Regions from separate parts of the Homo sapiens genome. Here region 2 is linked to region 1. Evidence: chromatin loops called from intact Hi-C (ENCODE). Cell type or tissue: tibial artery. All regions are shown on one strand. Links, peaks and the distances in the headings refer to the core of each region. The heading gives the core; the rest is flanking DNA.

Region 1 (6,851 bases), core at 410-5,409:
GTTTTAATTTATTTTTTAGAGACAGGGTCTCGCTCTGTCGCTCAGGCTGGAGTGCAGTGGTGTCATCATAGCTCACTGCAGCCTCGACCTCCTGGGCTCAAGAGATCGTCCTGCCACCTAGCCCGGCAAATTTTTGTATTTTTAGTAGAGATGGGGTTTCGCCATGTTTGCTAGACTGGTCTTGAACTGAACTCAAGCGATCCGCCCGCCTTGGCCTCCCAAAGTGCTGGGATTACAGGCGTGAGCCACTGTGCCTGGCTGAAAGAGGATTGATTTTAAAATCAAACCATCTTTGGTCTATATCCAACCTCACTGGAAGCCCCGGTTTTCTCATCGGGTCAGTGAAGGGAGGATTGATGAGAGTGTAGTTAAAACACCCAACAAAGACCTTGGGGTTGTCACTGTGTTAAATTCACAGTAGCTGTAGTACTGAGTTTTCCTTTTCATGGTAATAGCCTGAGTACGTAACGGTGTAGTGTCAGTGAAAAGCATGCAGTCAAGTTACTCAACCTTTAGAAGCCACACTTTCTCATCTGCCTTATACTACTGCTAACAGCAATAAGAAATAGAAAATATAATAACAAAAGCAATAACAAAAACTAAACAACAACAACAAAAAGCATACAATATAGGCCAGGTGCGGTAGCTCATGCCTGTAATTTCAGCACTTTGGGAGGCCAAGGCAGGAGGATCATTTGAGTTCAAGAGTTTGAGACCAGCCTGGGTAACACAGTGAGAACTCATCTCTCTGTCTCTCTCTCTCTCCATATATATATATATATATATATATATATATGTATATGTATATGTATATGTATAAATTTAAAATACAAAATAGAGTACAAAATATAGGTTTGTTTTTTTTTTTTGATCTGGCTCTGTTGCCCAGGCTGGAGTACAGTGGCGTGATCATGGGTCACTGCAGCCTCGACCTCCTGGATTCAAGTGATCCTCCTGCTTCAGCCTCCCATGTAGCTGGGACCAAGCTTAAATTTTGATTTTTTCATAGAGACAGGTTGTCACTTTGTTGCCTAGGCTCAAAATATAGCTCTTACCTTGAGATGGGTACTATTCCCTATAAGGGCTTTAGCTATATTAACTCGTTTAGTCTTCACAACAGCTTAGTGAGAGAGATGGTACTATTATCATCTTTACTTTTTAGAGAAGGAGAAACAGATATAGAGGTAAAGTAATCTATCTCAGATCACACAGTTGGTAAGGATGGGGCCAGGATTCAAAACTAAGGAGATCTGTCAACTTACCTACCGCGCTAAGAGATGGTGGTGTTTTTTGTTTTGTTTTGTTTTGTTTTGTTTTTGAGACAGAGTCTTATTCTGTCACCCAGGCTGGAATGCAGTGGCGCCATCTTGGCTCACTGCAACCTCTGCCTCCCAGGTTCAAGCACTTCTCCTGCCTCCCGAGTAGCTGAGATTACAGGCGCACGCCACCATGCCTAGCTAATTTTTGTATTTTTAGTAGAGATGGGGTTTCACCATGTTGGCCAAAGCGGGTCTCAAACTCCTGACCTCAAGTGATCTGCCTGCCTCAGCCTCCCAAAGTGCTGGGATTACAGGTGTGAGCCACCGTACTCGGCTGCTGCTAGATAGTGTCTTGATCTTGGTGAATGGGGATGGTAATACCTAGTGGTAAGCTGACATAGACCATAAATAGACTATATTTATGGTCTATGTGTAAATCACCCTTCATAGAGTGATTATAAAGATTAAATGAGATAATACTTATCAAACATATAGTAAATGCTCAATAAATGCTAGTTGCTGTCTTAATAATATGTGTTCTTGGGCCAGGCACGGTGGCTGACGCATATAGTCCCAGCACCTTGGGAAGCCAAGGCGGACAGATCACTTGAGGCCGGGAATTTGAGATCACCTGGGCCAACATAGTGAAATTCTGTCTCTACTAAAAATACAGAAGTTAGCCAGACGTGGTGTGCACACCTGTAGTCCCAGCTACTTGGGAGGCTTGAACCTGGGAGATGGAGATTGCAGTGAGCCGAGATTGCGCCACTGCACTCCAGCCTGGGCAACAGAGTGAGACTGTCTCAAAAACAAAAACAAAACCCCCGTAAATAGTATGTGTTCTTGGATTTGATAAATAACCTGTCATTTACTACTGAACAAACTTGACATTATAAATCAGTTCATGCTTTGTGGGAACTGCTTTTCAGATTTCATCTGCTGCTTGCGGCTATGGATTCACACTGCTGTCCTCTAAGACTGCGGATGTTACGAAAGTCTGGGGGATGGGACTCAACAAAGATTCTCAGCTTGGATTTCACAGGAGCCGGAAAGATAAAAGTGAGCATCCCTACCTTGTCTCCTCTTTGCCGGGATTGGTCTGAGAAAGCTCTTTTTTTGTATTTTTTTTGAGACAGAGTCTCAGTCTGTTGCCAGGCTAGAGTGCAGTGGCGAGATCCTGGCTCACTGCAACCTCCACCTCCCGGGTTCAAGTGATTCTCCTGCCTCAGCCTCCCGAGTAGCTGGGATTACAGGCACATGCCACCATGCCTGCCTAATTTTTGCATTTTTAGTAGAGTTGGGGTTTCACTATGTTCACCAGGCTGGTCTCGAACTCCTGAGCTCAGGTGATCCACCCTCCTCAGCCTCCCAAAGTGCTGTGATTACAGGCATGAGGCACAGCGCCCAGCCCTCCCTTTGGTGTTCAAGAACATGGTTACATAAACAAAGAAATAGCAAAGAAATAGAGGAAGACTTAAAGGGATGTTGTTTGAAACCATCTGGGCTAGGTTATTTTTTAGCCTCTTTGGTAACAATGTTGAACCCTCAGGCAAAAGGCAAGCACCTGGCATTTGCAGATAAGTAAAGATGTTCTTTTGTGGCCTAAAAGAGATGACCTTTTTTTCCTGGCTTGGAGACAGACAGCGTGAAGTACTCTGCAGTGCCTAGAATATGTTTTGGAGGGAAAAAGCATTGAAATCGTTAACATGGAGGCTTTATTCCAAATGTTTGAGCCTTGGATTGTAAAAATGTTAGAAATAACTTATAATGGCATTTTAAAAAGTAGACATTAGCCTGGCTGGGCGTGGTGCCTCACGCCTGTAGTCCCAGCACTTTGGGAAGCCGAGGAGGGCAGCCTGTAATCCCAGCACTTTGGGAAGCCGAGGAGGGCAGATCACTTGAGGCCAGGAGTTCGAGACCAGCCTGGCCAACATGGTGAAACCCCGTCTCTACTAAAAATATAAAAAATTAGCCGGGCATGGTGGCACGCACCTGTATAGTCCCAGCTACTTCGGAGGCTGAGGCACAAGAATCTCTTGAACCTGGGAGGTGGAGGTTGCAGTGAGTCGAGATCATGCCACTACACTCCAGCTTGGGTGACAGAGTGAGACTGTCCTAAACAAACAAACAAACAAACAGAAAAGTAGACATTAGCTAAAAATTACTGTGAGAACAGTAAGAAATATTTCCTTGGCCAGGCACAGGGGCTCACGCCTGTAATCCCAGCACTTTGGGAGGCCGAGATGGGAGGGATTGCTTGAGGCCTGGAGTTCCAGACCACGCTGGGCAACATAGCGAGACTCTGTCTCTAAAAAAAAGAAATGAAAAACGAAAAAGAATTAGCTGAGCATGGTGGCATGCACCTATAATCCTAGTTACTCCAGAGGCTGAGGTAGGAGGATTGCTTGAGCCCAGGAGTTTGAGGCTGCAGTGAGCGGTGATTGCGCCACCGCACTCCAGCCTGGGCAACAGAGCAAGATCATGTCTCTTAAAAAAAAGAAAAAAGAAAGAGTTCCTAAAATAGAGAGGAAATGCCAGGCGCAGTGGCTCACGCCTGTAATCCCAGCACTTTGGGAGGCCGAGGCGGGTGGATCACGAGATCAGAAGTTTGAGACCAGCCTGACCAACATGGTGAAACCCCGTCTCTACTAAAAATGCAAAAATTAGCTGGGCATGGAGGCGCGCGCCTGTAATCCCAGCTATTCGGGAGGCTGGGGCAGGAGAATCGCTTGAACTGGGAGGCAGAGGTTGCAGTGAGCCGAGATCGCACCACTGCCCTCCAGCCTGGGCGACAGGGCAAGACTCCGTCTCAAAATAAATAAAAGATAAATAAATAAATAAATATAAAATAACATAGGAAATTACCCAGAAGTACATACTGGACAAACCTTTCATTTTTGTTTTTTCCTGTTCCCTTGTTCACAGACAAATACATTTTTACATACATAGCATATATTTTGTTTTCTGTCTTTTTTCATTTATTTTGTATCAGATATCTTTTTTGTTTGTTTGTTTGAGATGGAGTCTTGCTGTCGCCCAGGCTGGAGTGCAGTGGCATGATCTCAGCTCACTGCAACCTCCACCTCCTGGGTTCAGGTGATTCTGTTGCCTCGGCCTCCTGAGTAGCTGGTACTACAGGCGCCCGCCATCACACCTGGCTAATTTGGGGATTTTAGTAGAGACGGGGGTTTCACCACGTTGGCCAGGTTGGTGTTGAACTCCTGACCTCAAGTGGTCCACCTGCCTTGGCCTCCCAGAGTGCTGGGATTACAGGTGTGAGCCACCATGCCCGACCTATATATCAGATGTCTTTTATAAGTCAGTATAGAAGTCTTTATTAGCTGTAAGATGTTACATTACTTTTTTTTTTTTTTTTTTGAGTCAGAGTTTCACTCTCGTTGCCCAGGCTGGAGTGCAATGGCGTGATCTTGGCTGACCGCAGCCTCCTCCTCCTGGATTTAAGCAATTCGCTTGCCTCAGCTTTCCAGGTAGCTGGGATTTACAGGCATGTGCCACCATGCCTGGCTAATTTTGTATTTTTAGTAGAGATGGGGTTTCTCCACGTTGGTCAGGCTGGTCTCAAGCTCCCGACCTCAGGTGATCCACCTGCCTCGGCCTCCCAAAGTGGTGGGATTACAGGCGTGACCCACCGTGCCCGGCCCGCGTTACATTTTTTATACCTTTTATTCAGAGCAATTTTAGACTTACAGAAGTGTGCAGAGTAGTATGATGTGGCATCACCAGCTTCAGGCATCATCAACTCATGCCAGTCTCGTTTTCTTCATTTTTCCCACCTTCCCCCTCAATAAATTTGAAGCAAATTCCAACAGTTTAATTTTTTGGGGGGGTAAGGGGAGACAGGGTCTTGCCCTGTCACCCATGCTGGAGTGCAGTGTCATGATCACTGCTCACTGCAGCCTTAACCTCCCTGGCCCAAGTGATCCTCCCATCTCAGCCTCCAAAGTAGCTGGAAGTGATCCTCCCACCTCAGCCTCCCAAGTAGCTGGGACCAACAGGCATGCACCATGATGCTTGGCTGATTTTTGTATTTTTGTATTTTTTTTTTAAAACAGTGTCTCGCTCTGTCTCCCAGAAGGCTGGAGTGCAGTGGTGCAATCTTGGCTCACTGGCAACCTCCGCCTCCTGGGTTCAAGCAGTTCTCCTGCCTCAGCCTCCTAAGTAGCTGGGACTACAGGCGTCCACCATCACGTCTGGCTAATTTTGTATTTTTAGTAGAGACGGGGGTTTCACCTTGTTGGCCAGGTGGGTATCAAACTCCTGACCTCAAGTGATCCGCCTGCCTTGGCCTCCCAAAGCGCTGGGATTACAGGCATGAGCCACTGCCCGGCCAAGATTTCTTTAATAAGAAGACGAAGTATGCATTTTTTTTTTTTTTCCAGATGAAGTCTCGCTCTTGTCCCCCAGGCTGAAGTGCAATGGCGCAATCTCAGCTCACTGCAACCTCCGCCTTCCGGGTTCAAGCAGTTCTTCTGCCTCAGCCTCCCGAGTAGCTGGGATTAGAGGCGCCCGCCACCATGCCCGGCTAATTTTTGTATTTTAAATAGAGATGGGGTTCACCATTTTGGCCAGGCTAGTCTCGAACTCCTGACCTCAGGTGATCTGCCCGCTTCGGCCTCCCAAAGTGCTGGGATTACAGGCATGAGCCACTGCGCCCAGCCAGAAGACCAAGTATGCTTTTCTGGAACCCGCATTATGTAATAGAGACAGCCCATGCCATGGGCTGGGAGTTGGGCTTCTGGTCCTTGCTCTGCGCCTAACTTACCTGTCTTGATGAGTCTTTCCTACCTCCGACTCTCTTTTTTCCAGTGTAGTAGCGTGGAGTTGGACAGTATGATTTCCAGTGGTAGAAATGCATGCCTCAATCAGTGTCCTGTGTCTTTTCCAGCGAGGGGCTACGAGTATGTGTTGGAGCCCTCACCCGTCTCCCTGCCTCTGGACAGACCTCAGGAGACACGGGTGCTGCAGGTCTCCTGCGGCCGAGCTCACTCTCTTGTGTTGACTGACAGGGAAGGAGGTGAGTTGACCTATTGAAGGGTGATGGAAGAGTGCAGGGACCATTTCACTGTGAACTGGAGCCTCAAATCAGGCCTGAGTGGCTTGATCGATTGAGCCACATCTAATGAGTGAAATGTGGTATTTCCTGAGCAGATCAGTGGGATTGCTCAAGACAGCTGGACAAACCTTGTTGATTCTTTATTTATTTTTATTTATTTATTATTTTTTTGAGATGAAGTCTCGCTCTGTCGCCCAGGCTGGAGTGCAGTGGTGTAATCTCGGCTCACTGCAAGCTCCACCTCCTGGGTTCACGCCATTCTCCTGCCTCAGCCTCCTGAGTAGTAGCTGGGACTACAGGTGCCCGCCACCACATCCAGCTAATTTTTTGTATTTTTAGTAGAGACGGGGTTTCACCATGTTAGCCAGGATGGTCTCAATCTCCTGACCTCGTGATCCGCCCGCCTTAGCCTCCCAAAGTGCTGGGATTACAGGCGTGAGCCACTGCACCTGGCCACCTTGTTGATTCTTATGTGCTCTGCTCTCTGGTTCTTGGAAAATCACATGTATTTATAAATG
Region 2 (6,309 bases), core at 1-5,000, 350 kb before region 1:
GCCAGCCCTTACCCCCAGCTTTGGCAGCTCTTTCACTTTTGGAAACTCTGCAGCCCCGGCCCCGGCTACTGCACCCACACCTGCACCTGCGTCCACGATCAAGATCGTGCCTGCGCACGTGCCTACGCCCATCCAGCCTACCTTTGGCGGTGCCACGCACTCGGCGTTTGGATTGAAAGCCACGGCTTCCGCCTTCGGCGCTCCCGCCAGCTCACAGCCCGCCTTTGGCGGCTCCACTGCTGTCTTCTCCTTCGGTGCAGCCACCAGCTCCGGCTTTGGAGCCACCACCCAGACCGCCAGCAGCGGGAGCAGCAGCTCGGTGTTTGGCAGCACAACACCATCACCCTTCACGTTTGGGGGTTCGGCAGCCCCCGCTGGCAGTGGGAGCTTTGGGATCAACGTGGCCACCCCAGGCTCCAGCGCCACCACCGGAGCTTTCAGCTTTGGAGCAGGACAGAGTGGGAGCACAGCCACCTCCACCCCCTTCACAGGGGGCTTAGGTCAGAACGCCCTGGGCACCACCGGCCAGAGCACACCGTTTGCCTTCAACGTGGGCAGCACAACTGAGAGCAAACCTGTGTTTGGAGGTAAGGAGGGGCGTGGACTTGGGCTACCGGGCCGGACACTGAAAAGCTGTGCCTGTGAAGCCTGTGGTCTCGGGGAGCTTATGCTGTGGCAGTGAAGAGACAGGCACTGAATATAGAACTCAGTGAGATGCCAGGGCATGATACATGTTTTGCTAACGTAGTAATGACTGGAGGAGCCATTGTGGATTTAACTGGTCAAAGGCCTTCTGAGTACTTAACAATTGTAAGCTGAAGGTTGGGCGCAGTGGCTCATGCTTGTAATCCCAATATTTTGGGAGGCCAAGGAGGGTGGATCACTTGAGGACAGGAGTTCAAGACCAGCCTGGGCAACTTGGCGAAACCCTGTCTCTACTAAAAATACCAAAAAATTAGCCGGGCATGGTGGTACCCACCTGTAATCCCAGCTGCTCGGGAGGCTGAGGCAGAAGAATGTTTCAACCCAGGAGGTGGAGGTGGCAGTGAGCGAAGATCATGCCACACTGTACTCTGGCCTAGGTGACAGAGCAAGACTGTCTCAAGCGTAAGCTGAATATGGGGGTGGGGTGGGGGTGGGCACAGCACAAGTGGACATGCCTTTCAGGCCCAGGATGGCGCATGCAAAGGCCCAGAGGCAGAAACATGTTTGGTATGTTGAAGAGCAGAACAAAGACAAGCATGGCAGGAGGGCAGGAGCTAAAGCAGTGGTGTGGAAGGAGGCCAAGAGGCGAGGATTGTTTGTGGCCAGGGTTGGGTGTTTGGGTCTTAAGTGTTCAGGAAAACCATTGCAGAATCAGGCAGAAGGATGCAGTGATGGTTCCTCCCGTGTGGAAGATGAATGTAGATCCCATGGCTTCTGTTTGCTTCGTGAAGTAGGAGAGAAAATCTGGGAGAGGGAAGGTCGGGATAAAGTGTATAAAAAAGGGGTCTTTTGAAATAGTCATTTTGGACAGTGGGGGAAAGGAACATCATATTAAAAAGTGTGATCAGTTTCCAGGCAGTTTGTGGGCTGGAAAATTGTGATTGTGAAGTTAAAGTGAGGCCAGTTAGCATGGCGTGTGTTTCCCAGCGACACTGGGTATAGATCTAAGGTCAGCGGACAGCTGGTGCCACCCGGCTGTGGAGACCCCAGCAAGCACAGCAGGAGGGGCAGCGGGTCAGTGCCCCGATGCAGCTCAGGGGGTGCAGGAGTGGAGAGCGGGTGAAGTCAGCTGCAGGAGGGGTGGTGCCTGCAGGAGATTCGGGAGCCGGAGCAGTTGTGGTGACAGTGTGGCTGCAGGAGTGGTGGCAGGGGTCGGGGAGAGGAGGTCATGGGGGTGGCAGGGCCGAGGGGCTGAGAGGACCATCAGTCAGCCCCACAGGGCGAAGTCACCGTGAGTGGTGATGGGGAGGAAGCCAGTGAGCCAAGGGTCCTCTGTGAATCAGGGAGTGACCTGGCAGTTGACAGGTGACATGAGGACATGGCAGATTAAAGTGATTTGAACCTGAGTTACGGTATTTAGGGAAGGAAGAGAAACTGTGTGGAAGCAGCGTGGGAGCACAGGGAGCTTCCCCTTGTCCGGGCCGGAGGCCAAGCCCTGAGAGCAGCCATCCCTGCAGAGGGGCTGCCAGAGAGGGCATCGGGCAGGCAGCCAGAGCCAGTCAGGGCAAGGCCGGGGAAGGGAGGGGACCACGGGGCATCACAAAAGACACAGGACGGACAAACCAGGCTTCAGAGGGGAGGGGACGGTGGCTAGGGGGAAAAGGCCTGAACAGAGGAGGTAGCCAACCCAGGTACGCTAGGAGGCGGGGGCCCCAGAGTACTCCCCTCTGCAGCGATGGTCAGGAGGCCCACGAGGTGGCTGCGGGGCAGGGGGGCTTTTTCTCTGCCCTGGCGTGGCCATTAGCGGGTGGGAGAAGCAGGCTGAGCTGGGGCACCAGGCATGAAGACTCGGTTGTCTGGCTCAGCTGCTGATGGAGGAGTGCCCCAGAAGCAGAAGTGGGGCTGAGGGTCCCGTGGGAAGTGCCCTGCAGAGCACAGGCTCCTGCCCGGCTCCTCGCCTGCCTCCGCCCTCTGCTCACTGGCTAGCTCTCTGTTCTCTTCATTCCAGGCACCGCCACCCCCACCTTTGGTCAGAACACCCCTGCGCCTGGAGTGGGCACATCGGGCAGCAGCCTCTCCTTTGGGGCATCTTCAGCACCCGCCCAAGGCTTTGTTGGTGTTGGACCGTTCGGTAAGCAGCAAGCCACCCTGTGGCCCTGCTCGTCTGTCTGAGGAGAGGTTGGGTGGGGTGGCAGGCTCCTGGCCCTCTGAGGCCCCGTGAAGATCAGGTTCAGCACAGGAAAGACATTTCGGGTTAGGAGTACAGCACAGCCCAGGGATGGGAGTTGGATGGCAGAGATCAGAGAGGAGCTGTCCGGGGTGGAAGTTTGCCTCCCATGGGAAGCCAGGTAAAAATGGATTCGTGGGCCTCGCTCTGAGACTCTGGGAGTTTGCATTTCAGGAGGCTCCTCCCGTACAGTGTTTCTGACGCAGCGGGGAAAGCCCTATTGAGGCACCCTGTGTTTTATTACTGGCCTGGCCTTCCAGAGATTTGGGCACCCAGAGCCAGAGTCTCAGGTAGCAGCTGCCCTGATGAGGTCTTGTTGAATCTTTCCAGGATCGGCGGCCCCTTCATTTTCCATTGGTGCGGGATCCAAGACCCCAGGGGCTCGACAGCGACTGCAGGCCCGAAGGCAGCACACCCGCAAAAAGTAGCCTTTGTCCCCTGTCCCTGTTCCCCCCACCCCTTCCCTAAATCTGGACCTTGGCACGTGCTAGAAAGAGCCTTGGACCCTTCCAGCTGCGTAAAGCAAACCTACCCCGGATCTCTGGCTTCAGCCGCCAGGGGGCAGTGGCAGCCCTGGGGCCCTTTCCCTTCTGGAGGAAGCACAAGCCTCAGGGAAGGGGAAGCAGGATGCGGAGGGCCAAAGCCCGGGACCTCTACTTGAACAGTTCCACTGGGGAGGCTGGAGAACTAAGGACCTGTACATAGTGTCCGCTGCCCTGACTCCCGCTTAGCGCACCCTTAGGCAGGCGCCCCTTCCACCTTTCCCCGAGAGCCGTCGTCGCTGGAGGGGGCAGGGTCCAGCCCGCCTGGATCGGTGGTGTGCACCTGATGGGATTTGGGAAATGGGTTATCCCTAAAGCTTTATCTTGCTTGGCTTAGCTGTGAGAAGTGGTTCTCTTCCTCTGGTCCCTTCTGGGGACTCTGTTTCCCCATTTCTTGCTGCTGTGTCCCTCACCGGTTCCTTGCAGGATTCCCTCCTTTTTAAATGCCCTTGAATCTAGCTTTGCCTTGGAGACCCCAGTGGGTGCTGCTCCTGCCGTTTTCTTCCTGCCAAGCCTGAATCAATGTTTCATCTCCAACCCTCTGCCAGTTTGGCCCCTCAGAGCTTGGTGGCTCAAGACTGTTAGCCTGGCAGAGCCAGGGGTGAAGGGAGAAGCTCTTGGAGCAGGCAGGATGCCCACTGCTGCTTCAGCTGCCTCCTCGCCCAGCTACCCTTTGGCCCCATTGGGCCCTCGTCTGCCTCTCCAGGATTGTATGTTTCAAGCCTTGTCCTGTGTTCCTTTGTCTGACGCTCTGTGTATTGCTCTTTGAATCGAGTTTGGAGGAAGAGTTGAGTTGTATGAGTGGCGGCATGTTGGTAGTGCCGGACTTCCTGTTTCAAGTTTTCTGGGGCCTCGCTAATTGAATGTGGAAAGTAGCACCACTTGACGGCTACAAGTGCCGACTCCTGAATTTTCCCATGGTGTTCTGACTTCAAGGGCTGGCAGCCAGGGAGAATGGGCCCAGGGGAAGCAAAGACCTCTTCCCTCTGCGGTTTCTGTCCCACTTAACTGACCTCACTGGAGGCTACGTCACCCAAAGTAGATGTTAGAAAACCTAAATTAATGAACCATATTTTTAAAATCCTATTTTTCCCAAACAGGGCCCTCTGCAGCCCATCCTTTCCTTCCGTCCTTCTGAAACCACATACCCCAGGCCCAAGCGCCTTGCTGTCACGCCCAACCTCTTTGGGAGAAGTATGAATGCGTGTGTCTAAATTAAAAGAAAAAAATATTTAAACGTTTTTTAACAAAAATTTATTTTTGTATTTAAGCTAAATTGCCTTTTAAATTCCTTCAAGCTTGGTTCATTGAGGTGGTTAAGTATAAATGCTATTAACTAGGAATTAGCTGTATAGTTAAGTTATGCCTGTGCAAAGAAGAGGCTCAAATGCTGTCCCCGGCAGCTTTCCTGGGGGACTAGAGCTCCTTCTGGCCATGTTATATGAAATGTAATTCTTATTTTATAAATAATGTGATGTAGATGTAACCGGTGCCCCCTCCCCGTTGTGACTGAGGGCGAGTGTTATACCTGGCTGCGTGTGCAGCTGAGGAGGGAGTGAACCTCAAGCCTAAATACCTGTTAGGATTGGAGGGTCTGGGTGGGCCTGGGCCTAGCAATCAAGCTTCTACCTGTACCTTATGTAAGGTAGACCCTCCTAGTGTCAGTACCTGAGCTTGTTTACCTCAGTTCCGCAGGCAGGACAGCCGGTCCGGGAACCCTGAGTGAGAGTGAGTGTGGATGTGTACAGTACACACACTGGACGGCAGCGGGAGGCTGGGACTTTCCATTACAAATAGAGACTTCATTCCTGTTGAGTCTAGTTGGAATTTTTAGTATGAATGTGAGATTTTTCTCCTGCTTGTGACATTAAGAATAAAAAACTGTGATCTATCGTAGAGTACGTTCTGCATTTTATTTCTGCAGGCAACACTTTTGCTCACCAGCAAGAACACAGCCCGAGGAAGGGACCCAATAACCTTTCAAAATGCAAACTGCTGCCTGCGGTGAGGGCCCAGGGTCCTCCACGGAGAGGACAGGCATCTTCCTTTCCCACCAGGAAGGAGTCAGCCTGGAGCCTCTGCTATGTGCAAGGCGGTGTGCAAGCACCGGCTGCGGCTCTTTGCTGTCTCTTCTTTCTCTTTGGGGCTGGGCTGGGTGTGCGTTCTGGTGCTGATGCTTTGGCCTGTGAGGCTGAGCTAGAGAAGTGTAGATGTTAGATGTGCCAGTACCATCCTGCGCCTCCCAAGCATGCCCCCACTCACTCACATCGGCATCTCGACCCGTTCAATTACAGCAACGAAGAAGCCACCGCTAAGCGTGGTCTTGGGGGAAGCCCGGAGGCAGTGCTCGGCACCCGGGAACGTGCTCAGGCCTCGGTGGGGCCGGGCAGGCAGGGCGGGAGCTAGCCTGCAAGAGAAACAGCCCCAATGCTGGGTAAGAGAGCAGTTCACCCCATCCCCCCCTCCACGACCCTGGCGCCCGCCCTGTACCTGAAGGCGCCCGGGTTCTGCTGCAGCGCATCTGGTACCATGTCTTCATTCTCCTCCTGGCAGAGGGAGCACATGGAGTAGACGAGCCGCTGCAGGGAAGGGAAAGTGAGCGCGTGGCACAGGGCTCGCTGCTGGAACCCTGCCAGGGCATGCAGACGCACCGGGCTAGGTGTCCCTGCCCCGGGATCCTCCAGCTGTCTGCTCGGCATACCTAAGGAAAAGCGTGTCTCGGTTACACAGCTTCACAGGCTGCCTCAGTCCTGAAATCCTCGCTCCTGAAATCCTTGCCTCACAGAGGAGAACTTTTGCTCCAGGGTCCCAAGCCCATTAAAGTGTCAGAACTAAGACCAAAACAGATGACTCCAGGTCTAAGCTGCTGTGGACCTCCGAGTCCCTCAGCCACGC

What was found. Hi-C counts contacts between places; a loop is a spot of excess contacts. Peaks named below come from ENCODE experiments on the same cell type or tissue, not always from the same donor. Only the 100,000 strongest peaks of a DNase experiment are listed, where the experiment ranks them.
Region 2: a loop joins it to region 1, with 9 times the contacts of the local background. A loop is called at or near these places in 1 of 110 quality-filtered maps.

The regions. Positions count from the first base shown.
Region 1 is chr7:75,066,107-75,072,957 of GRCh38, reverse strand. RCC1L (RCC1 like) reads left to right here. Exons shown (of 11, transcript NM_030798.5): 2 at 2,189-2,318; 3 at 6,166-6,294. Among named protein-coding and RNA genes, the nearest start is that of RCC1L, 4.3 kb to the left of the region's middle. In tibial artery, for the core only: no CTCF peak of the experiment used is centred there; a DNase peak (open chromatin) is centred at 3,468; H3K27ac peaks cover 199 bases.
Region 2 is chr7:75,415,787-75,422,095 of GRCh38, reverse strand. It overlaps POM121C (POM121 transmembrane nucleoporin C), which reads left to right. Exons shown (of 15, transcript NM_001099415.3): 13 at 1-587; 14 at 2,654-2,776; 15 at 3,203-5,310. The coding sequence ends at 3,300. It also overlaps the pseudogene NSUN5P1. Among named protein-coding and RNA genes, the nearest start is that of TRIM73, 23 kb to the right of the region's middle. In tibial artery, for the core only: no CTCF peak of the experiment used is centred there; a DNase peak (open chromatin) is centred at 2,761.